Linked DNA regions of Mus musculus: regions 2 and 3 are each linked to region 1. A link is a loop called in an ENCODE intact Hi-C map of the cell type or tissue named here. Cell type or tissue: heart. All regions are shown on one strand.

Region 1 (8,000 bases):
ACATCCACAACCGGATACATTCAATGGTATTTTTAAAAGAAAAACAGTATAAGCACACTATTTTTGATGGAAAGATATGGTCAGCCACTAAAGGTGGATTGTTAAGTGGTAAACAAACAGTCAATAAACACGAGAGTATTTTGAAGAGAACAAGCTTAATTCAGAAGCAAACAGTTTACCCAAGTGAAGATCCTGGTGCTGGTCTGTACTCGGTCACTGCACAATTGGTCAAGCATTGCAGTGAGAACAGCTATGAGCAGAGGAGAAAGACTGCCTCTTAAAGAACTTTATATTCGTTATGAAGCTCCTGCTTAATAAAAGTTAAAAGATTCCACTGAAACATGAAAACCTTTTCTTTTTCAACCTGGGCTGATTCACTTCTGAAAATGAAGGGTTTTTTTTTTTTTCCTTTTCCCTCCCCTAAGGTTGAGTTATAATTAGAAATTAGATTCCTCAATCATTCAATGACCAAAATCTTTATTAAAGTCAAATGACCTTCTAATTAAGTTTTCTCCTTAATATATAAATTGCGCTAGACAGGGCTACTCTGCAGCTAGGAAAGGTTTTATATATTTACTAAATGAGCATATTCTATGTTTATTATCTTCTTATCAGCCTTACAGTCACTACTGGTAAAACTTTATAAAGTAGGGAAAATGTTTAACACATTCTGATAAGTGCTCTGATTTTTACAGTCCCCATTTTTCATTTTATTATGGAAGAATGCTCAGAATTAAATATGTTACTCTCCTGTGCCTCTGTTTTATCCTCATTATAGAAGAATGCAGCTAATGAGGGGAAATGTAGACATCTTCATTATACCACTAGGAAGACTGTTCTGATTTGCCAGCCTGGATGGCAGAACTGAGATATGTGCATACACTTTGCATTGAAATCAAAGGCACCGAGCAAAATATGCTTAAATATAAGCCGTTCCAAGGAAATTATAAGGAAGATGCATAAGAACATGGCTGTTGCGTTTGAAATATGATTTTAATCCTTAAAAATGAGTATCATTAAATAACTTCTTGCCTTGGACCAGAGGTCTGAGATGACGTAGGCAAAATGCTTTGCTATTGCTTTTTTTTTTTTTTTATTGAGCAAAAATTAATTATAAAACCAAGGAGAAATGATCCAGGGAACTAACTACGAAAGGGTAGCTGTCAACTGCGAGCAATTACACGGTCTTATCTTTCTAGTTCACATTGAAGCAAGAAAAACGAAGAGTATCTCCTGAGAGATGGAGCATCATTCGAGAAAAAGGGAAACGCACTTCGCAACACTCACACCCAAAAATGTGGGAGTAGTCAGCAGTACAGTTTACACATTGCCAAGCAATAACAAAAAGGAAGAAGGAGATGGAGAACCACAGCAGGAACCCTCTGCATCACAAGCCGCTCACCAGCCAAATAAAAGAACAAAGTGTAATCTCAGATTGCCCCATCCAGCCCACCGTTTTCATTGCTGCACCTTCTACCTGGTTTACTACTGGGAAACAGATTCCAGCCTTCAGGATGCACTCCTCACACAAGGCCATTAAGGTAACTCAATCCTTCCTGAATTGTTTGCTGGAAAAAACGTTGATTTCTGACTCAAAACAATAACAACTCTTTGTTGTTGTTTAAAATTGTGAGACATGAAGCTATAACTACAATTTGAATTCTGGATGTTATCTTGAAGACCCGCTGGATAAACAAGAGCTTAAGGAATGCAAGAGGATTGGTGGGGGGCGGGAGGGGGGAGGCGGCGCATGGCATAGAAAGAGTGCAAGAGAGATGCTGGTCAGTTCTGAGATGGTGCAGGAATGACAAGGCACCTGAACATCGCAAGTCCACGGTCATCCCTGGAGGTCTCGGGTTTTCAGTCATGCCTGAGCAGTGAATGGGTGCACACTCATAAACACACCACCGTTTATTCTTCAGCTCCCAAGGCGAATGGTAGGCAAGCATCTCCCCGTAAGCCTTCACCACAGGGATTTCGGGGTTCACACACCCCGCCTCCCCTGCTCGGGGCAGGCGATGACTGTTTCAAACAGTGTAAGCCTTCACCACAGGGATTTCGGGGTTCACACACCCCGCCTCCCCTGCTCGGGCAGGCGATGACTGTTTCAAACAGTGTAAGCCTTCACCACAGGGATTTCGGGGTTCACACACCCCGCCTCCCCTGCTCGGGCAGGCGATGACTGTTTCAAACAGTAAACAGCTGAGATGAGAGTCAGGGACAGGGGATGGGGGGCCGGGGCGGCGGGGGGGTGGGGTGGGGGAGAGGGGGGTGTGGACGAAGAAGGAGGGGTACATCCCGGCTGAGAGCTTCCAGGAGAGTGACAGGGAAAGGAGAGGGGTGTTGAGAAAGAGAACTGGCGACTGGAAAGCACCAGGCTGCGCTTCCAGGCTGCCAGGGGCTGGCGCGCACCAAGCCAGCGAGGGAAGTGGATCCCAGGGCGTACCCCGACTCCCCCACCGAGGGTGGGGAGGAAATGGCTTTGTATGGCAGGATGAAAGGCAGACAGGGGGTCACCACCGGGTAGAGAATGCTGGGGCGAAGGATGCTCAGAGCAAGGAGGACCCCGCCCGCTCTAGAAACACTAGTGCTCTGCCTCCAATCCGCTGCAGCCTCTAGTCCACCCTCGGGGCTCCCCACACCGTTCCATGTTCCAACGGCCTGAAGCACGGGGCTCCCCCCACCCCCACGGACGCGCCCCCACCGCGCTCCCGGTGCGCTCACCTGCCCACGAAATTCTCGAGCACTGAGCTCTTGCCGGCGCTCTGGCCGCCCACCACGGCGATCTGTGGCAGCTCTAGCAGACAGCTCTGTCCCAGAGCCGAGAAAGCGTCCTGCAGACGGTTCACCAGAGGGATCAGCTCTTCCATCTCCCGGTTCCCCATCTTGCCTGTGCGGCCAACTGCCCCACAGGTCCCTGTTCGACTGTGTGACCTGGCAGGCAGCCCAGGCCTCGAAGCACTTGTCCCGGTTGTCGCTGTGCGGGGCTCACACGGCGGAGTCCCTGCACCGATGTCCGATCCCTGCCTCCCACTGCTAGGATCCTGACAGCTCACAGCCCACGACGCGCTTGCGCAGCCCAGAGAGGCGAAGGAGGCGTGGCCTGGTCCTGAGACGGTCACGCCCACACCACGCCTCTCGCCCTGCTTCTCCCTAGAGTTTCCAATCCTACTGGCCTACGGTTGGACTGCCTCCCAGCTTCAGTCAGATGCCACTGCCCAGGCTAAAGGGCAGAGTACTGCACTTGGTCAAGGAAAAGCCTAAAATCACACCCAACAGGAATTGTTGTTCCTTTTGAAGGAGCTAAACCACACAGACGAAGCCTAGAGGAAAGCACTACCATCTACCATCAGCTAACAGCACGTTGACATCAGCTTCACCATGCACCACCACCACTGTACGCACCAGAATACATTTCCCAAAAGGAAATCTCACATTTCACCCCCTACTCCAAAACCCCAGATTGCTGTGGGATGCAGAGATAAACTGGCCTTTTAGAGTCAATCCCCATTAGAAAACTGGGTTACCTGACCTTATTGAAGTACTCATCATTACCAGCCTGTCCTACTCTACCTTCTGTAAGCTAAAGTGTAGTTCCTTGAACCTTTCTGTTCCCTACTCCTACCATACTCATTCTGGCTTTTAGAATTCCTTGCCTGAGCTAACTGTCCTTTTAGCTCCTGGTCAGGACAAAGAGATTGGCTGTTGAGTCCATTGTAACCACGCAGTCTGCACTCGATCCGTTAAATTTAGCACACTGAGAAGAGTCTGTGCCCGGAGATGGAGACACGAAGATAAATGGCCATGGTTCTTCACCTCCTTATCGTGGTCCTGTTTCCTGTGCATTTTGAATACTGATACCTCTCAGGATTTAGTGCGCAATATTTACTTGTCCTGCACATCTTCCATCTGATGATTGCCCAATGGCTTTAAGTAACCTAAAGACTAGAGACTACATAGGAAAATGTGTTGCATCTCTAGCACCCTGGGGTCTTCACTGTCACTTAGGCATCACCATTGCACTATTGCCCTTCTAGGACAACAGTGAACCAAGTCTGAGCCTGCCCCACGTTTCCTAGGCTCGGTGGCTCTCTGGATATGCTATATGATAGCTGAGTCAGTCTTTCACTTTTCATGCCTGCAAAACCAGTACCACATGGAGTACAGAGCCATGCTTTGCTGCCGGTTTGGGATGGAAACTTTGGACCACTATTGCAGCAACCTCTACGCACTGACCCTGAGGAGCTGGTGGCAGGGACGTCTGTGGCAGAAGAGGGTGGAGGCTGGTCATATTGCATCTATAGTCAGAAGGCAGAGTTAAACGGATGCTGATCATCAGCTACCTTTGTCCTTCCTAGGCAGTCAGAAATCTCAGAAATCCCAACACGTGGAGTAGTCCCACCTTAACTAACCTAGCTAAAGACACGCCCAGAGGTTTGTTTCCATGGTGATTCTAGATCCTTCCAAGGTCAATGTATTTGATATAAAGAAATGATTATGGTTAAATAAAGTCATAATGGTGGAACTCTAGTTTGAAAGAGCTAGTGTTCCTGTAATAAAAGACACCAGAGACCCAGCCCCATCTGCCATACAAAGACACAACAAGATGGCAGCCATCTTCCAAGCAGAAAGATGGCCCTCACCAGGACAGATCAGCAGACATCTTGACCTTAAACTTCCCAGCCCTGAGAACACTGGATAAAAGTGTCTTTTAAAGTTATGCAGACAATGGCATTTTGTTATACGATTCAAGCTTACTGCAGATGTAGGGTGTATTTAAAGGAACCTGTGATGGAAACCAGGGAGCAATGACTGCCTCTGCAGAGGGTCATGGATAGCATCTAAGAAGACATGGTCCTTGCTGGGTTCCTCCTGTACACCACTACACTACACGCTGTATAAGCTGAGGACACTAGCCCACGTCCAAAGTGTTTTGAGCTCTAATGCAAAAGACTATATGCTATTGTGCATTAGAAAGAAAATATATCAGCTATTTGAAACCTCTAATCCGTCCTGTTCACTTAGTTCAAGAAGCCGTTCAGAATTACTCTTGCCAACTGCTTTTCTTCTTTACTTCCCTTTTCCAGATTATTCCACAGTAACATGGGGACAAGAGACTCTGAATCCACGCAGAAACAGCCAAGGTCCTTCAGAGGTGTAGATTTCTACTCATAAGCTAATCCACGTAAAACAAACAGGAAACAGAAATACAAAGTGGAAAAGCAGATGGGACAATCCCACAGAAAGCTAATATCTACCTTTCCAATATATATGAAAGCTGAGGAGGGATGTCTGCTCAGTGACGAGTGTCTTGAATGTATCATACAGTCATCTCAACCCTGTCCCAACCCCAGTGATGGATGGTAGGTTCCTCTCCCTGGCTCCCATATCTATGTCATCACTACTTTCCTGGTAACTCCTAAAGATTCAAAACTCTTTTTGTCTTCTGTGTGTAAGAACTTAGTAAGCCCATAAGAACACTGATACATAAGTATGTATTTTACTTCATGGTCAATCTAAAAGATAACCTTAATGAAAGAATAGCACCAAAGACCAAGAGGAACTTTTAAAACTGATGTGGCCTCCCCCAAAAAAGCCACACTCCATGAAACACAGTCACACTTCCCTTTAGATAAACAGAATTTTCTCCATTTTGATCACCTACCTTGTTTATAGGACTTAGTTACACACAGCCTGGCTATTTCCAAAATTAAATCTATAAATAATAAATATATATATATATATATATATATATATATATATATATATACACAGAGACATATATTTTAAATATGCTGCAGGATGAAAGCATTCCCTGAAAGAAAAATTTTCAGTAATGAAAATATGCCTAGAAAAAAATATGTAAACTCTCCCAAAAAACACAGACTCAGATATATGAGTTTAGGGATTCATGTTCTTAAAAATCCACCACATTATTACAAAGTCATATCTTGTTTATTTCCCATAGTGCTCAGCACAACATTTAATAAATTTTTATGAGGCAGAGCTGCACCAAAATTGTAAGCATTTGCCATGCTATCCATTTAATAGCTGGGTAATAATACTACTGCCTCAAATACTACTTAGGATCTATTTGGGCTCTTTGCTTCTTTCTGCAAAGGTTTTTCTTTTTCTTCCCTTTGCACAGATTTTAGACCCTGTCTGAAAATCAGATTCACTGCAGAGGCCTTTTCAAGCTTGTTAAACACGATGAGAAATTTAAGCAGGCAGACTGTCCAAGCTGCAGTCATTCTGTGTGACACTGACACCATCCTTTCTCTCCTTCGACTTAGGGGGCTGGTAAGAAGGTATGGACTCCCTACCCCATGCTCCTCATGCACTGCCAGGCATCCAAACAACTGCGGAAGAGGCCCTCTAGGCTCCTGCTTCAATGGCTTCTGTTCATTTGAGATCTGACAGATGGACCCTCATCAGTAGTCTCCTCAAAACATGGTCAAATTGACACATATGCAGGAGAGAGAACAGTGGTGAGCAAGCTTAAAGCACTGAGAAATCAAGGACAAGAAGAACAGTCTGTGTCTCACATGTGCATTTTTAACACAGAGATGCTTCCTCTGTCAAGCAGGTCTACACGTGTTCTTCTGGAATCTCTTAGGAGCGCTTTGAAAGGAAAGCTATTCCATGCTTTAACTCTCAGTTGTTGAGTTGTATCTTCAAAATTTACAATTGACTTGTTGAATTGACCTCCCTGTAAATACTGTGCGTGTGTGTGTGAAGCTATAAAATTCCATTTTAAAATACCATTTATGAAATTTTTAATGGCACAGAAAGATGATCAAACTTTTAAATGAGTGTCTCTCAGCCCCTCCAGACCCAAACCCTCAGTCCCTGCCCCAGTGATTCAACAGAATACCAAGTACAGCCTCCGTTGCCCCTGTCCATATCTTCCTGTGAATGCCACAGATCATGCCTTCCTAACCCCAACTCCATCCTCACCATTCCCAGCCCCCAACTCTAGCAGGCACCCCTGCTAAGCCACAGGTCATGCCCACCAGAAAACTAGGTCTGCTGAATGTAGGCCTTCTCCTCTCTCTTTCCCCAGACTCAGTCCCCAAATCTTGTCCAAACCCAACAGCACACCCTGGCAGCCTTCCCTGTTCCCTCCTCCCATCTCCTATGAATTCCACAGAGCTTCCCTTTCTAACCTTGCTTTCTCTACATGATACTTGGTCCCAGCCCTCAACAGCAGCAGGCACTCCCTACTGGCCCACAGACCACTCCTGCTAATCTGTAGATTTTCCATTTTCCTTCTGGTTCCTAGATATAAACCCCAGTCTCATGCCCAGAGCTTTAACAGACCCTCTGGGGTGACCTCTCTTCACTGTCTCTCCTCAGTCCAAGGAGGCAAATTAAGCAGATCCTGATTTTAAAAATGAAACAAAGCCAAACAAAAAGAGCCCTCTTCTTTGAACCTATTCAAAGCCCTAGCCTATCTCCATTCCTGATGTCATCCAATAGCAAGAAGCACATTTTATCTGGAACCCCCAGAGGCCTCAACTATCAAATCCAAAGAAATCCTACCAGGCAACACAAAAGCATCACACTCTCCAAAAAAAAAATCCAAAAAGGAAACAGAAACCAAGAAACAAAACACCTAAACAACAAAGACAAATCCATAAATCACCACTTAGATATATAATCATGCCAAACCCAGATGCCTAGACACCAGCATAAAAACAAAATCAATAACAGCCAGAACAATATGTCTCCACTAAAGCCAGCTATCAGCAGACTCTGAATATTCCAACATAGCTGAAGGACAGAAAAAGACCTTGAAACTAACTGCATGAAGATGGTAGAGATGCTGAAAGAGGAAATTAATAAATACCTTAAAGAAATGCAGGAAGGTACCAACAATTGGAGGAAAATAATAAATCTCTTAAAGAAAGCCAAAAAAAAAAAAAAACCACAGTTGATGGAAATGAATAATACTCTTCAAGACCTGAAAATAGAAATAGAAGCAATTAAAAACACACACA
Region 2 (8,000 bases), 120 kb before region 1:
AAAAAACACCCACAAGGTGGTCGAAGAGACATTGCAGGTGACTGTCATCTGCCACTCAGCTCAGCTTTATATATTATATATGTGAATGATTCCATCACAAGGGTGGAGAAGGGAAAGCATGGAGTACAAAATGTGTGTGCTAGTTTTCTCTATTTTTACATGATTGTGCTAAGCCAGACGTTCATCTTAACATAATCTGAGCGGCATTGATTTACATGCCTACCAGTTTGCTGAGAGAGCTTTCATACCCTAGCTGTCATAACTAGGCAGCTCTAATTAAAACACTGAACAATAAATGCATATGCTGTCTGCCAGGCTTGTGCATCGCCTACAAGTGGTACAAATCTTTCCAGGGTAACAATAGCCCGTCCCTTCTAAGGCATCATGTGCTATTTGCAGAGGGTTGGCCACTTTGCCTCTGTGGAAGCTGTGGGCCATTTGTGTTGCTTTGAGAGGAACAAGTGAGCTGTAAAGCAGTTGATGGCAGGATGACTCCAGTCCAACCTGACTACTGTCTCCTTTGTGTGTGTACTGAGTCCTTATGGGAATTCATACAGACATTCTAGGGATAAAAAATCACACTTGGCTCCTCGGGAATGAAATAAATAAAAATACAAAAGCAGTACAGGGAGAGCAACTGAAAAGGACTCAGCCACATACTTCTAAACATTTTGGGCACAGTATGAAGATAGCAATAATTGAAAAAGAAGTTTGCAAAGCCGGGCGTGGTGGCACACACCTTTAATCCCAGCACTTGGGAGGCAGAGGCAGGTGGATTTCTGAGTTCGAGGCCAGCCTGGTCTACAAAGTGAGTTCCAAGACAGCCAGGGTTATACAGAGAAACCCTGTCTCAAAAAAAAAAAAACCAAACAAACAAACAAACAAAACAAAAACAAACAAAAACAAAAAACAAAACAACAACAACAACAAAAAACAACAAAAAAGAAGTTTGCAGTTGCCCACCCTGCAATCTCTGATTTCTGAAAGTTTATAATAAAAATAAAGGGATTCTTTTTCAATTCCCAAGTCAATGACAATTATAGCCTCCCCTAGTCTTGAAGCAGGCTGATTCAGACTTTGCTGCCACTGAAAATGAGATCACCTGGGGTATAGCCTTCACCTGGGGTGTAGACTTAGATGGCTATATTGTTATGTCAACTACACTGCTCTTCTCTGAGACTCTGCTACCTGCTGAGAGACCCTTGAGAAGACACATCCTATCCTGCACACCACCTACAGGATGGCTCCAGGCACCAAGAATGGACTGGCGGGGAGGATGGGCCTTCCCCCTTATAAGCACAGTCTCTTAGTCAGAGAAAAATTTGTCTTGGCCTCATTTTTCTCGCCGTCTAGTCTTTCTCTCTTTCAGCCCCAGCCTGCCTTCCAGAAATATGCGGTTCATGTAGGCTGGGGGGCCAGCTTACTACTTCAACAGACAATGTTGTCAGCCCCCTCCTGTCTCTCTCTAGATAGTCTGAGCTCTTTGAAAGATATCTCAGGGACTTGGGCATTGTTTGCATGCTCTGCAATGAACATGAATTGGTCTAATGAAAACGGCTTGAGGAGAATCATTTACACTGAGCAGTCACCCTTACCGTGGGGAGAGTAGACTCGGAGGTTAATGGGTATAGAAGAGATGCCTTTATTCATTCCTGTTACGCGGTCTGTTTCTGCTTCGATCTCATGTCGAACTTCATCAAAATCTGTAAATTTTTTTCCTTTGCAATGTAGAAACTCGGCATATTCTAAAACAAACAAACAAACAAAAAACCTAGAGATATGCATGCATTTATGTCAGGATTACATAAAAAAAGACAATGTCTTATTTAAGTAAAAATCAAATTACCAATGTTATTCCTCAGCTATCAAAACAACTCAGCAGTTACTAAGAATAATGATGCCCTAAAAAATGGCAAATTTGCTAATTTTTGCGTAACAGTGAAGTCCTATAAGAAGTCCCTGCACCATCAAGCCTAACAAATGGTTAGACGTAATTGTGGCTGCCTAAATGATAGACCAAACAAAACATGGCACCCTGCTATTTAAAACCTTAGATCTGGAGTGCACGCAAGACCTCCCCACTAACACTGTACTACTGACATCTCCTCTTTCAACATCACCATCCCCTTAGGATGAAGGCTGTTACACAAACACAACTTCAGGAGCAAGGTGACTTAGAAACAGTATTTGCTCAACTCTTTTAAAATGTAGTATATTAGATTTAGCAACATACTATTCAAAATACCATATCAGTTTGCATATATAGAAGTTTTCTCAGGAAAAAATAGACAAAGTATTATATCAAAAATATTTGCCTACAGTTGTTTGATTGGTTGTTTGGCTTTTTTTGTTTGTTTTGGGTTTTTTTTGTTTTTGTTTTGTTTTAATTTATTTTCATTTCATCTTTTTTGAAACAATGTCTGGCTATATAGTCCAAGCTGGTCAAAATTTTTTTATGTATCCCCAGATGGTCTCAAACTCCTGCCTCAGCCTCCTAAACACTGGAATTACAAGGTCTGCCAACACTTTCCAGCTGCTATACCGTCAGTTTTGATGCCCACTTCTGAAGATATCTGTGAAAACAAAACTTTACAAGAGCTGTAACACTAAACAAATCTTGGAAGATATTTTCATTGCTCCAAGCTGAAGAAATGTTCCACCAAACATATAATAAGGCTGAGCATCTTGAGCCCAGTGGATACTTAAGCTAAGGATAGACATCTTCTCTACATTTTTTGCCAGAGACATTGAAGATCCATCTACTAAAACTGGCCAAAACCAATGGGGATGTCGTTTTAGAATGTGGTCCCTCTTTATCAAGCACCTTAGCATTGCCTTGAGAAACCACTGAGAATGTAAAGCTAACACAGGCTTTGTGGAGGAGGTATGAGTCTGCACTTAAAATGCTAGGACATGCAGAGATAGAGACGTGGGAAAGGACAGGAAGTGGAGCGGGAACAACTGAAGTGTGGGAAGAAATTCGTGCTGTATATGAAGAAAGAAGAAATCAGAGTCTTCATTACATCAACAGATCCCTGGCAGAGGCTTCTGTCTGGAACCATTCTCTGAGGGTGAACGAAAGATTTAACCTCTTATTTGAGGGCTTAAAAATCAGTTTTAATTGGAAAATAATTCTTTATGCTTACATAACGTCAGTTTCCTTCTCTCATTCCATTGTTTCAACCATTGCCTTCTAGTGCTGAATGACAAAAGTCTGGCAAGTGGGGAAGACCAGGGACTAATCTGAATGTCTTCTCAGAAGTCACCTCCTTCTTGGGGCTCTCATCACCTGCCCTTGCTTATCTGACCACTGTTCCCATCTTCTAACAGCAGACAGACAGTTCCCATCTCCTCCCCAGCAAGGGGAGTGAAACAAGGACTCCTGAAGGAGACTAAGGAGTTCTGCTTCAAGCCACCAATATTTTGAATGACCTTGCTTCCCAAATGCTAGCGTGACAATCACAACCTAGCAGAATTGCTGTCTTTCCTGTCAAGATGTGTCGACAAAATTTCTGTCCTCTTTAGGTTCTCCATATGACAATCAGTCTCTGTTCTCTGCAAAATACCAAACTAGCTCAGGCTGTGCATCGTCTAGATGTTGGTGAACACCCAGTAACGGTTTATAGAGCTTTGGCATCTGTCCTGAAGAGATCACTTTGTTTTCCCTACAGCACCACAAGATGGGGCCTTCATATCATTATCCTTTCACTTGCAGGAATGTGAGCATTTGAAGGTAAGTATAAGGCCCACGAACAGGAAGAAAAAGAAAAAAATCAGATTTCAAATAAATAAATAATATTAATATGAGAAATGGTTCATATCTAGTTCAGTGATGTATGGGTGTTGACCATGGGCAAGGCCCTGAGTTTGATCCCCCAAACACAGTGGAGAAGTAGAAAGTAATCTAAAAATAAAATAAAATAAAACTCTCTATATTCCAGTCTGGTATAATCCTTGGAAAACGCACACCTGAGCACCTGCCACTGTGCTGTTACTATCAGAAGCTCCTAGGGTCTCTCTTGTGGCCACATCTTCCTTCACCTGTTAGTAAATCTGAGTAGAATAACTGGTCAAACTGCAGAGAATAAATGACTGTTGACTGCTTGGCCCTGTGTCATACCCTCTAAGACCGAGGGTGCATCATGGAAAAGGGGAGGGAAGTCCATAAGACCTGGGGGGGGGTCTATAAAACACTGTCTTCTGGATATGCTGTGGTTGATGGAGTCGTGAAGCGTAGCAGCTGGGGTGGTTGTACAGGACCTTCATGTGATAATATGTCACGAAAGTACAAGAGACTGGTTGAGAAGAGTAATGTCTTTAGGCGTATGAGGGGGGATAAAAGAGAGCCAGAAGGATTGAATATGTTTATAATATATTACACAATTGTGTCAAATTGTCAGTTAAATTAATAAAAACTTACCACTGACAATTTGTGTAGCACAAAGCGGGTCTCCTTGGTCACCACTAGATGGCACCTACTCGCTCTTTCTGCAGGAACCCAGCCAGCGTCCTTCCAGAAGGTTAGAAAATCACTGAGGTTGCCAATTTCGATTTAAATTCACTTCTGGACTCCAGAAAATACCTTTATCCTAGAACTTGGAGAGTTTCTGCGTGCAGGATTATCAGAAACCTTTGTGTCCCACAAATGGATTCTGCGATGTCTTTATTTATACTTAGTTAATTGAAGAATCCTCTTTAAAATCTACTTGCAGAAACTGAGGCTTAACAGAGGGGGAAGAAAACCACTGCTCGCAAGGTCACTATGTAATGAAGCTACGTGGTAGCAATGTGTACCTGTGTACCTGCCAGTTGGCAAGAGTGGCAGAGACAATGAAAGACAGGGGGGTTGGAAAGACATGGGGGGCTGGGAAGACAGGGGGGCTGGATATTGTGGGGAATTCTGGAGCAATATTTTGAGGCTTCTTTGATATGATAAAGTGGCATTTGAGCAACAATTGAAGAACAGGAGGGAGCAAGCTATCTCTGTGTGTAAGAGCATTTAGACAGAGTGATTGCAGTCACGGCATGCTGAGCTTGCTAGAGAGGAGAATGAAGGCAGCTGTGGTTGGAGGTAGGAGCAGGCTCGGATGATGGAGAGCCATTCATTCTAGGGGACTTTGTGCTTACCCTGAGTGATAATGTAGACTACAGAGGGACAGGGGCTAGGGAGAAAATATGAAGACATTGAAATGAGTGGCACTGGATGCTGGATTAAGGGGGACACAATGGGGAGCTAGAGGAAGCAGACACTATAATAATCCAAGTAATAGCAGAAGGGGCTTGGAGCAACTCTTGGACACCAAAGAGTTGAGAAATGGTTGAATTCTAACATACTCTGAAGGGAAGAGAAGATGATCTACTGATGGGTTCCCGTTGGGCTGCAGGAGAAGAGGGTGCTAACAGTGGCTTCACAGGAATCCACCTCAGCAATCAGAAGAATTCTGAAGTAGAAGAAACTGGAAGGAAGGGCCTGGGACAGGATGGGGAAGGAGGCAGAAATGAGGAGTCCAAGGTGGGAACTCACTGAGCTGCATGTGAGCATGCACATGCATGCGCGCGCGCACACACACACACACACACACACACACAGGGCATCTACTCCCGATGAGGGTTGTACCAATGCAGTTGGTTCAGTTTAATCCAGTGTGTGTGGATGCTGCAGACTCCCCCAGAAGATGGCAGCCAAGAGCTTGCAGCCAAAACAACAAGGTAGCTTTTTCTAATTAGCACAGAAATGCCTCTGGGGCTACATTCCTAGAGTCTGTCATGCAGGGAGAAGTCTGAGCTAGATAAACATATATATTTGGAACTCGTTATATTCAGAAAGGCTCAGGGCACTGGGCCCCGGTGTGGTAATCGGAAACAGAGGTGGAGGGCTGAGAGAAAACTCAAGAGAGGTGAGCTGAAGTCCAATAGAAAGGTGAAGACCTTCCAGGTCCTTCAGGACATTAGTAAGAAGCCACAGTGGAAGTGTGGGAGAAAGGATAACTCATTTGGGATTATAGGAAAGCAAAAAGCCAGGAAGTAGAGACCGATGATCAGCAACGCTGTTAAGGAGTTTTGTTGTGAAAGCAAGAGAACTGTGGCCTGAGTCTGGGACAGAATGTGAAGTCAAGAGAGCGCCCTGGGATACATGCAAACAAACAGCGTGTTCACAGGTGAACACTGACAGCTTCTGTCGAGTGTTACAGGAGAAGTGACAACGTAAGAGCAAGAAGCAGGAGATGCTGAAGCTGTGTCTCAGGGAAGAGGCAGTGAGAGGCCAGAAAGAACAAGACAACCCCAGCAGCCCATCCATAAAGTGGAAGGAAACAGCAGGTTGGAGTGAGGCTGATGGGGGGGGGGTGACATCCACCCTTGAGGGTGAGAACTTGTCATGCATGTCTCAAGTCAGTGACTGAAAACATTTCTGGAGCCAGCTAGATGGCTCAGTGATGCTAAGGCTGATGACCTGAGTTTGATCCTGGAACCCTTACAGTAGAAGAGGGCCTATATCCTCAAATTATCTTCTCTCTCTCTCTCTCTCTCTCTCTCTCTCTGTGTGTGTGTGTGTGTGTGTGTGTATATGTGTGTGTCTCTCTCTCTCTCTCTCACACACACACACACACACGAACACACAAAAAATACAAACACACAGGAACACACAAAAATGCAAACATACAAGAACACACTATGAAATAAATGTAAAATAAATGTTTGGTTTGGTTTGGTTTATGGGCTGGAGAGATGGCTGAGTAGTTAAGAACACTTACTGCTTGTGCAGAGGACCTGGGTTCAGTTCCAGGCGCACACATGGTAACTCATGTATCAGTAACTAGAGTTCCTGGGGATCAGTGCCTTCTTCTGGCTTCTACAGGCATTGACGTTGCAAGTACATGTATGCAGGCAAAAATATTCATACACACAAAATAAAAATAAAACTTAGAATTCAAAACAAAACTAAATTGAAAAACTAAAAATGCTTGCATATATTTTCATTGTTTACTAATTGTACAATAATAGTATTTCTACTCACAATGTAAGTTACAGAAAGAGTGAAAGAGAAAGCCCATGCAGCAGCGAGCTGTAGGAGGAGTCTAAATGAGTAACCAAAATAACCGCAGCAAGCATGGCGATTTGGGCTTAACCCATATCTACCTCTGGGTTCAGATCTGCCAGGCAGGATGGGGATCTTCCTATAAAGTCAAATCTTACAGGATGGGGAAAAAACTGATGCTTTGCCATTTGCAATATTCAGTTAAACCCAGCAACCCCTAGTCGACATAGAGAAGTGGCCTCTAGTCTATCCTCTACTCAACCAGAGACTCACAGGTCTGGACCCCTCTGTGTCTAACCATATGGTGAGAAATGACAGACATGCATCCCACTCTCTTACTAGAAAAACACAGTTCTCGTAACTGTAACTCGCAGCCATAGGGTTAGACTGTTCGACAGCTGAGTTCCTCGAGCAGCAAATCCAGGACGGTTAAGGGATGGCTGTGCCTAGCAGGAAGCCCACGTGTAAGTAGAGAGCAGAGACAGAATAAACGTTTTTGTGCACTTGGACCACTGGTATGATCAACATCGTAACAGCCACCATAAGGCGTCACAGTTCTCAAGTAAATCTTTACAAGCAGTGCACAGCCTAAAGGATCATGGGGACCCTCCTGCTGGCTAAACTCCAAGTACATGAAAAGCTCAGGGAGGGTTGTCACAAAACTAACACACCGGTGACTCGGGAAGAAAAGGTTGGTATGAATCCGGGTGTGAAGGAATTGTAGCACTGATTCTACGCTGAACTCCATAGAACAGGCTTTTGAGGCACTGAAGGGTGAGACTTTTTAAGGCCTGGTGAGCGTGTACCTGCTGTAGCTTGTTTACAGTGGGAATCTCCTTTGCTTGAAGACTTACGAGGCACAATCTCATTTTGTGATTTTGAGATGCGTTCTCATAGAAAATCACAGTCTCCAGTGATGGGCTCCTCTTGTTACACCCCTCCCACACCCCTGGGTTCTTTTTGC
Region 3 (8,000 bases), 85 kb before region 1:
TAGCAGATGCCTCAGAAAGGCTTTCAAAGCAGAAGATGCAGAACCAGGCACTAGAGAGAGAGGAAGGGACTGAGTACAGGATGGTAGCACAGAAGACTGGATGGAATCGCAGGAAGCTACTCTAATTTCTCGATGAGCTTAGGGTCTTATTTTACAGAGATCTTGACATTCTTTATAATTACTAAGGAAATCTCTTGTTATTTATAATCCTAAAGTTATTACTAATAAGCTTTTGAGGCTAAAGTCAAGTAAAAGTAAAGTCAATATTTGCTTTGCAATATTGAGTTTCCCTCACCCTTCATGAAGAGATGTTAAAAAAATTAAACTATGTATAAAATATCTAATTCATATCAACTTAGAACCACAATGAATGATGTACAATCCCTTCTTTAATATATATAGACATTAAACCTTCCAAAGGACAGTAACCAACAGGCAGCATGACAGATATTGCACATGCATGCCTGAACACATACAGAGACACATATAATTATACATAGATGTACATATATAGGTACACACACAGACACACACAAAGATACATACAGAGAAAGAGACAGACACACACACACAAACACACATAGGCACACACACACATACTGAGACACACAAAGAGAAAAACATACACAGAAAGAGAAATACTCAACAGATACACACAGAGAGACAGAGAGAGACAGAGACAGACAGACAGACAGACAGACAGACAGAAAGAAAGAAAGAAAGAAAGAAAGAAAGAAAGAAAGAAAGAGAGAAAGAGGGAAGAGAGAGAAACAGAGAGAGAGAAAGAGAGATAGGAACACAGAGACACAGACAGAAAGATATTCCTATTGTTTAAAATTCAAACTCGACTTTTGAAACCAAAAAGAGTTTGAGTTTTAATCAATATAAACCAGAGATAAGAACAGAGAAGAAACAGAAGGACTTGAAGCCTTCATCTAACACCAATAGACATGCTAACATGGAAAGAATATCACAGAGCCCCAACCCTAGGAAAAGACCCATAGCATCTAAGGAATGCAGAGAGTAAGAAAATAGTCTCACTCAGGAAAGACTTGTTATCCAATACCAAGGGGTTGGACCTGAAATCATATACAGACAAGTAACAGTTTATGAACTAAATAAGTTCCATTTATAAATTTAGTAATTTACATGTATACACAAATATACTTGTATTATATTATACATATATATGTGCTACCAAATATATATATATATATATATACATATATACATATGTGTATATATATATATATATATACACACACCACACACATACATACACATAAATGATGGGTTAGTGTGAAGAATGGAAGAGAGAAATGAAGCAATTGTACTTTAACTGTCAAACTAAAAATGTACTTAAAATAAAAATAAAAAATTGTTTATGTGTAATCCCTATTCATAGGAACCTCAAACCCTACAACTATCAGAGCATCAGAGCTCTCTCTCTCTCTCTCTCTCTCTCTCTCTCTCTCTCTCTCTCTCTCTTCCTGTCTTACTTGTGTATATGGTGAGTGTGTGTGTGTGTGTGTGTGTGTTGTGTGTGTGTATGATATGTGTGTGTATGGCATGTGTGTAATGAATGTTTATGGTGTGTGGGTATGTGTTGGGGGAATGTGCATATGTGCAGCGTGTGTGTGTGTGAGTGTGGTGTGTGTAGTATAGTGTGCGTGTGTATGTGGGGGGTATATGTTGGGGGAGTGTGCATATGTGGTTTGCGTGTGTGACTGTGAGTATATGTATATGGGTTGTGTATTTTAAGACAGTCTCACTATACAGCCCAAACTCACAGCAATCCTCCTACCTCAGACTCCTGAGTACTGTGATTCCATACATAAGCCTCCACATCTAGCTTCTTATCCTACTTCTGATAGCTGCCATTGCTGTCACCTCATAACTGCTATCAAGTAAAGTTACATGTAACAGACTTCCTTGCCTGGAGCATGTGTGCATAAACATCTTTCTACACACACTTCTCACATGCTCATAATGACTTATCATTCTTCCAAAAGCACAGGGAGAGATGTCTCTCACTCAGCACAGCTCCCAGCCCACAGATGGCTCCTCTGAGGCCTACAGGGTCCTTCACTTCCTTCCTCAACTACCACATAACTGCTTCCTCAGTTATTTAAAGGTACTTAACATGATTTAATTCTTAATTTAAAATTATGGATCTAAACCACATATTTGTGCGATGTTTTTATACTTTTAAACGAGTACTCTCATGGAGTTCTTGGTGGTGGCTTCCTCTAAAACCCAATTCCCACTCTAATTAGGAAAGTTAAGAGCAAGGCACAGATTTCAGGATTAAAAGTAGCTGACAAAGTAGATGCACTGGCAAGATAATTTGCCCTTTTTTCTACTGCCTCTGTTATTATTGTTAGGATTACTGGAATGGCCTTTGCAACAGCCAAACTCTGGTAGAACAAACACCAGGCAGCAACTCTGATGAGGTCTCAAGACTGATTATCTACCTGACAAACACTACTGTGTGGAAGCAGCCACACCTGTGAACTAGCAAAGGCACATTTTTAAGTTGTCTGAGCTTGACAACCACAAACCCAAGTCCCTCCCGTCTCATCTCTCTGTCCCCTAAAAGTGTCTGGGCTCCACATCTTCTGGGTAGCTCAGAAACATCTCGAGGTTGTTTTGTGTAAGAGAGGGAGATGCTCTGTGAGTAGATGCTTGCAGTGCAATCTTGAGAACCCAGTTTGAATGCCCAGTGCCTACTTTAAAAGCTAGTTGTGGCAACAAATGCATGTAACCCAGTACAAGAGACAAATGCAAGAGGGTCCTGGGGGCTTACTGGCTGGTCAGTCTAGCCAAGTAATGAGCTTAAAGTCCAGAGAGTCTCAGTCTCTCTGTCTCTCTCTCTCTCTGTCTCTCTCTCTCTCTCTCTCTCTCTCTCTCTCTTTCTCTCTCTCTCTCCCTTCCTCTGCCTCTCTCTCCCTCCCTCTCCCTCTCCCTCTCCCTCCCACTACTCCCCTTCTACACACATACACACAAACAAACACACACACACACACATACACATGGTTTGGTTTGGTTTGGTTTTGGCAATTCTGGAGTTTAAAACAAGAATAAAATGTATCGCACATTCAGTATTCTATGATATTTTTCAGTTGTCTATGAGAGAAGATAGCTAAAGGAAAGGAAAAAGCAAAAGGGAGACAGAAACAACTCAAAAACTTTACTGAAGATAACTCTGTGGTTAATGTTACTACCACAGACACAAAGCAATATTGAAAACAATCCTAACAACATTTTCATGAAATGACCTGTAAAGGCAAGTGATCCTCAATGTGGAACCATTAACAAATAAGGTTCAAGGTTAACACAGTCTCACCCCTACTTCCAGCTATGACTGTAATCAGAATATCAGAAATAATATTCACCCTCTTATCCTAAACAACAAAGGAAAAAGCAGTGGACTCCAGAGAGATCATGGGCTATAAAACCTAAATGCTGGAAAGGTCTTATTGGAAATGTCTGACAGTACCTACTTTAAATGAAGTTTTCTTAAAACTTACTAAGTTTTTTCTTTTAAAAAATGGGACAAATACTTCTTTCAGTTAGCCAAAAAAGTAGAAATCAACTCAAACACTTTGTCTATCATTATATATGAGACAGAATATTTCCTATGGTATAGGCCATGCTAGTCTCTCTGCATGTCCTTCGTGACTCAAGTACCTGCCCACCTTGGCACTCTACAGTGGCTCTTGCCTCTTTGTGAATTTTATTCTTTGAGAGAACCACTGGAATCACCCTCTTGGTTCCTCAAGATTGTGTGACTAACAAACAACGTAAAACTGCAATCCGACCTCTTCATCCCACCCTTCATTCCTCCAAACCATTTAACATCTGTAACATACCACACAAATTACTTCATCTTTTGTATGTCAGTCTATCCTAGACTCAAGAGAGACACTTTGATCACTATGGGCCATATATGCAAACCACCGATATTTGCAGAGTGAATGAATGTATAAATGAATGAAAGTTTCAGTCAACATCGAATGATAATAGTTACCTTAGATTGACATCATTATTTCACAATTAAAGCTGTATTGCTTACATAATTGTATAAGCCTTTCATTTTACACATTTCTTTGCCCAAAGGTTTGTGTATATCTCTAACATTGCCACAGATGCTTTTGCCTTAAGATGCTTTTGTTTAGATAACAATGTTTGCTTTTACACTATTGTAAATGCATAGTGTGTGTCTTTCTTGACTACAGATATTGTTACAGAATTTTAAAGCATGTTATCCAGAGGGACTCAAAGCTCTTAATAAACAGCCATGCCACCTTCAATAGGTTTTCTCTGAGTGTATCATATAAACCTTCTTATCCTTCTTCAATTCAAACATATTAATAATACAAGTATCTCTTGTAAAAAATATACAAATAATTCACCTACTCCAAAACAAAGAAAAACAAAATGCAAACTACAAACCTGTGTGTGTGTTTATATATTCTGGCTTTTCTTCAGCCACAGAAACTCAGCTTATTATATGCATATTTACAACTCACTATTCCTGGAGATAATTAGAAAAACACACAGTGCTGGCATGGAAATAGGAAATGTGTGTTGATTAGCGAGGGATTCATTCAACAGAATCATTTTCCTTCCTAATTAGTATGATAGCAAAACAAAGACTGTGTCACGTGCAGCCTCTGTGAGCAAGGATATCAGTGTCGTGCTCTTGGTCTCAGACACTGGGGAACAGACACCTTAGTCGGCTGAAACACAGATACCCCAGTTTACAATAGGCCAAGATCAGCCCTGTGACATACAGCCACATAAAAGGCCAAGCCAGCACACAGAAGAGAAGGGCTGGCTGTCCTGTGGGACTACTGTTGTAGAAATATTTAAATCTCCACAAGGACTTTCTACCCTGCCTTTTACCATTTAGTTCCTGGGGTGGGGGATACATTCAGCCTTTATATTTACAATAAGTCTTAAACAGAATAAAAGCTGGGCAGATACCTACTCTCGATGCTATTAGAATCTACTCCCCTATTGACATCCCTGAAATATTATTTACTACTTACTGTGTTTCATCTGAGCTGCTCTTAACTCCAATTGGCCAGCCCTCAAGGTCCCAATCTCTTGACTCCTAACCCAAGGTAACTTCTCCTCCCTTCTCCTGTGTCTTCTTCCCACTCCTGATTTTACCTCTGACCCTGAGCCTGCCAAACCTAAACCCCACTTATGTCTCTTCTGTTCAGCTATTAGCTGTTGGTATCTTTATTTTCTAGTCAGAAATAACTTGGGGGCAGGATCACTTAGCCTTAGCCTCGTCTGTCTGTCTGTCTGTCTGTGCTCTCATCTCTGGAACAACCAGGTATTGGAGGGTTTCACTTAGCATTACAATAGATAGCAAAAGATCAAACCTCACAATTCCCCTTTTTAGGCCAATAAAATGCTCTTTCCTCTGAAATATAAATTAAATACAATTATAAAAATTATGTAAATTATAAAGTATGATATACATTTATAACATCTAGTCTAATATATTTGCCAATTTAAATAAAGTATTATATTGTCTACCATAACTTAATGAGTTTACAATTCTTTACCTCAATCATGTTTGATTTTAATTTGTATTAGCATCTAAAAACCATCTTTTTAAATCTAAAACATCTTCTTTAATGCTAAACAACGTAAGTTCAATTGTGAGACTACAACTAGTCTTCAACTCCATCAAAGTTATAAGAAGGAATATATATTTGAGTGTACAGGAATGTAGCTTGCAAAATTTTGGAAGAGATAGCTGGATAGTCCCCAATGAAGCAGGAATTATGAAGGACTAGCTTACTCTGCCTTAGTAGAGCCTAGCAATTGACTATCCTGCATTCACTTATCCTTTTTCGACAGCATTCCGTCTGCAGATAAAATTAGGGCATTTCTTGCATAGTGGCTAGCTTGCCACCTTTGAAGCCACTCCACATGGAGGTATTGATGTTCATCACCTCCCTTGAAGTAGAATGGGGATACTGTCAGGAGCAGACATGTCTAGTAGTCAAAAAAATTTTAATAATGAAATAATATTAAATGCCATAGATTTTGGACGTCTGATGCTTTTGTAGTCCATCTATCTATATATCTAGTAAGACCATGAGTTTGACTATTAACTTGCATTACTTAATTATTGTAAACAGTTTGTAAGAGCAGCTATTTAAAGGACTGAATCTAAGCCCTGTGTTCTTAAATGAGTTGTATAAGCACAATGCCTATCTAAAAGTAACAAAATTTTAAATTTTATATCAATGTACTAAGATTTATACCAATAAAAACTTTAAATCTGTATCAATATACACATTCTATACCGATGTAAGAAAATATAACTCTAATTCTAGATTTCTGCCAATGTAAGATCATGGCTATATAATAATTTAAGAGTAAATTTAATAATCTATCCCTATTTGTCTAATTTCTGGAGGAAGCCACCATGAGGGAAGAGGAACCATGAGCATGTGGCCAGGAGAAACAGCACTGGGGAGGTAGCCAGGACTGCAGTTAGAAGGCTGGATAGATTAGGGCTGACTCCAACAATTGTCAAAGTCAAATAAAATAAACCATAGTCTGAGTCTCATTTATGTGTAAGCTAGTTGGGGATAAGCTTAGATTGTTCATATTACAGACTATACCCCAGGCCACATCACTAAACAGTCATCTCCCTTATTGTTGTTTCTGTACACCCGTCTTCCGTGCTCAGATAACTTCTTCATATTACCCCTATATATAACAATTGAAGGGGTTAACCTTATTGTCCCAAAGATGAAAATGAACATTCAAGCCACCACTGCTAAACCCAATATCTGTTTGTGAATATGGGGTCATCCTTAATTCAACGTATTCTCCTCTGTTGAACACTACAGGAGGTGGTGTAGGGACTGTGTCTTACGCGTACAGTTGCACCACTCAAGAAATAGCTTTCCCAAGAATAAAGGAGATCCAAGAGCATTCGCCAAGCATGTTGGTTCATTTGCCTCTGTGAGTGCCCAGCTGGAACTGCTTAAGTACAGATACAAAGTAACTTTAAAATGTGTTTAAGCAAACACAAATTTAGACAATAAAAAGTTTAGGGATTGGAGAGATGGCTCAGGGCTTAAGAGAGTGTACTGTCCTCTTGCAGAGGACCTGAGTTCAGATCCCACCACTCACATTCAGTTGATTTACAACTGCCTTTAACTAAAGCTCAAGGAATACCCAACACCTCTGAACTCTGCAGGTACCCAGACAAATATACATACCCAATACACACACACACACACACACACACACACACACACACACACACACACACACACACACACATATATATAATAAATTACAAAATAATAATAAACAGTATAGGTAAATTTTCAACATTATACTTTTGTTTATACCTCTCTCTCTCTCTCTCTCTCTCTCTCTCTCTCTCTCTCTCTCTCTGGGTGTGTATGTGTATATGTGTGTGGGAGTGCTTCCTAGGAAAGAGGATGAAGACTGTGACAAATCCAACACCTTGAGGAATAAAGGACCAAGAAAACACATTTCTTGCTTCCCAACACATCCAGCAAATGCAAATCCCGCAGCACCATGGGTCGTGATTTCTGTGACTTGAGACACAAGGAGCAATAATGAACGGGGCAGTGTGGTGATAGGGAGTGCAGAGGTAGATGTAGAACAGCGTATGCACTTGCTCTCTGTAGGAGTAAATCCCATGCCTCGTCTCTCATCCTTAAATCTTACAGCCCATTGACAGCATACCTTTTAGACCTCTGCGATGCTGATTGTTACAAGACAACCCAGTATTTCAGTGGGAGTAGAAAAGAAAGAGAGTAGAAACAAAAGGAAATGCCTAAAGTTAAGTTGCTTATTTCTCCTCCTCTCCAAGCACTTTAAGCTGATAAGAGTTCTTGAGTGAAAGACCAAGAGACAAAGAGGTCTCCATAGAAACATAACTTCCAGGGTGGAAACTCAAGACAGCTGTAACCATCAGTGTTTTCTCC

The links. Hi-C counts contacts between places; a loop is a spot of excess contacts. Peaks named below come from ENCODE experiments on the same cell type or tissue, not always from the same donor. Only the 100,000 strongest peaks of a DNase experiment are listed, where the experiment ranks them.
Region 2: a loop joins it to region 1, with 2.5 times the contacts of the local background. A loop is called at or near these places in 12 of 42 quality-filtered maps.
Region 3: a loop joins it to region 1, with 4 times the contacts of the local background. A loop is called at or near these places in 5 of 42 quality-filtered maps.

What each region holds. Positions count from the first base shown.
Region 1 is chr1:162,474,939-162,482,938 of GRCm38, forward strand. Dnm3 (dynamin 3) reads right to left here and starts at 3,096. Exons shown (of 21, transcript NM_001038619.2): 1 at 2,725-3,096. The coding sequence starts at 2,885. Gm31985 (a long non-coding RNA gene) reads left to right here and starts at 1,728. Exons shown (of 3, transcript XR_373653.3): 1 at 1,728-1,937; 2 at 5,088-5,363; 3 at 6,294-6,715. In heart, a CTCF peak has its summit at 3,192; DNase peaks (open chromatin) are centred at 2,533 and 3,093; H3K4me3 peaks cover 1,790 bases; H3K27ac peaks cover 669 bases; H3K27me3 peaks cover 1,785 bases.
Region 2 is chr1:162,353,765-162,361,764 of GRCm38, forward strand. Dnm3 (dynamin 3) reads right to left here. Exons shown (of 21, transcript NM_001038619.2): 3 at 1,596-1,745. Among named protein-coding and RNA genes, the nearest start is that of Gm39688, 23 kb to the right of the region's middle. In heart, CTCF peaks have their summits at 4,466 (motif pointing right) and 5,683 (motif pointing right); no DNase peak of the experiment used is centred here.
Region 3 is chr1:162,390,091-162,398,090 of GRCm38, forward strand. The region is part of intron 2 of Dnm3 (dynamin 3); the gene reads right to left. Among named protein-coding and RNA genes, the nearest start is that of Gm39688, 14 kb to the left of the region's middle. In heart, no CTCF peak of the experiment used is centred here; a DNase peak (open chromatin) is centred at 4,691.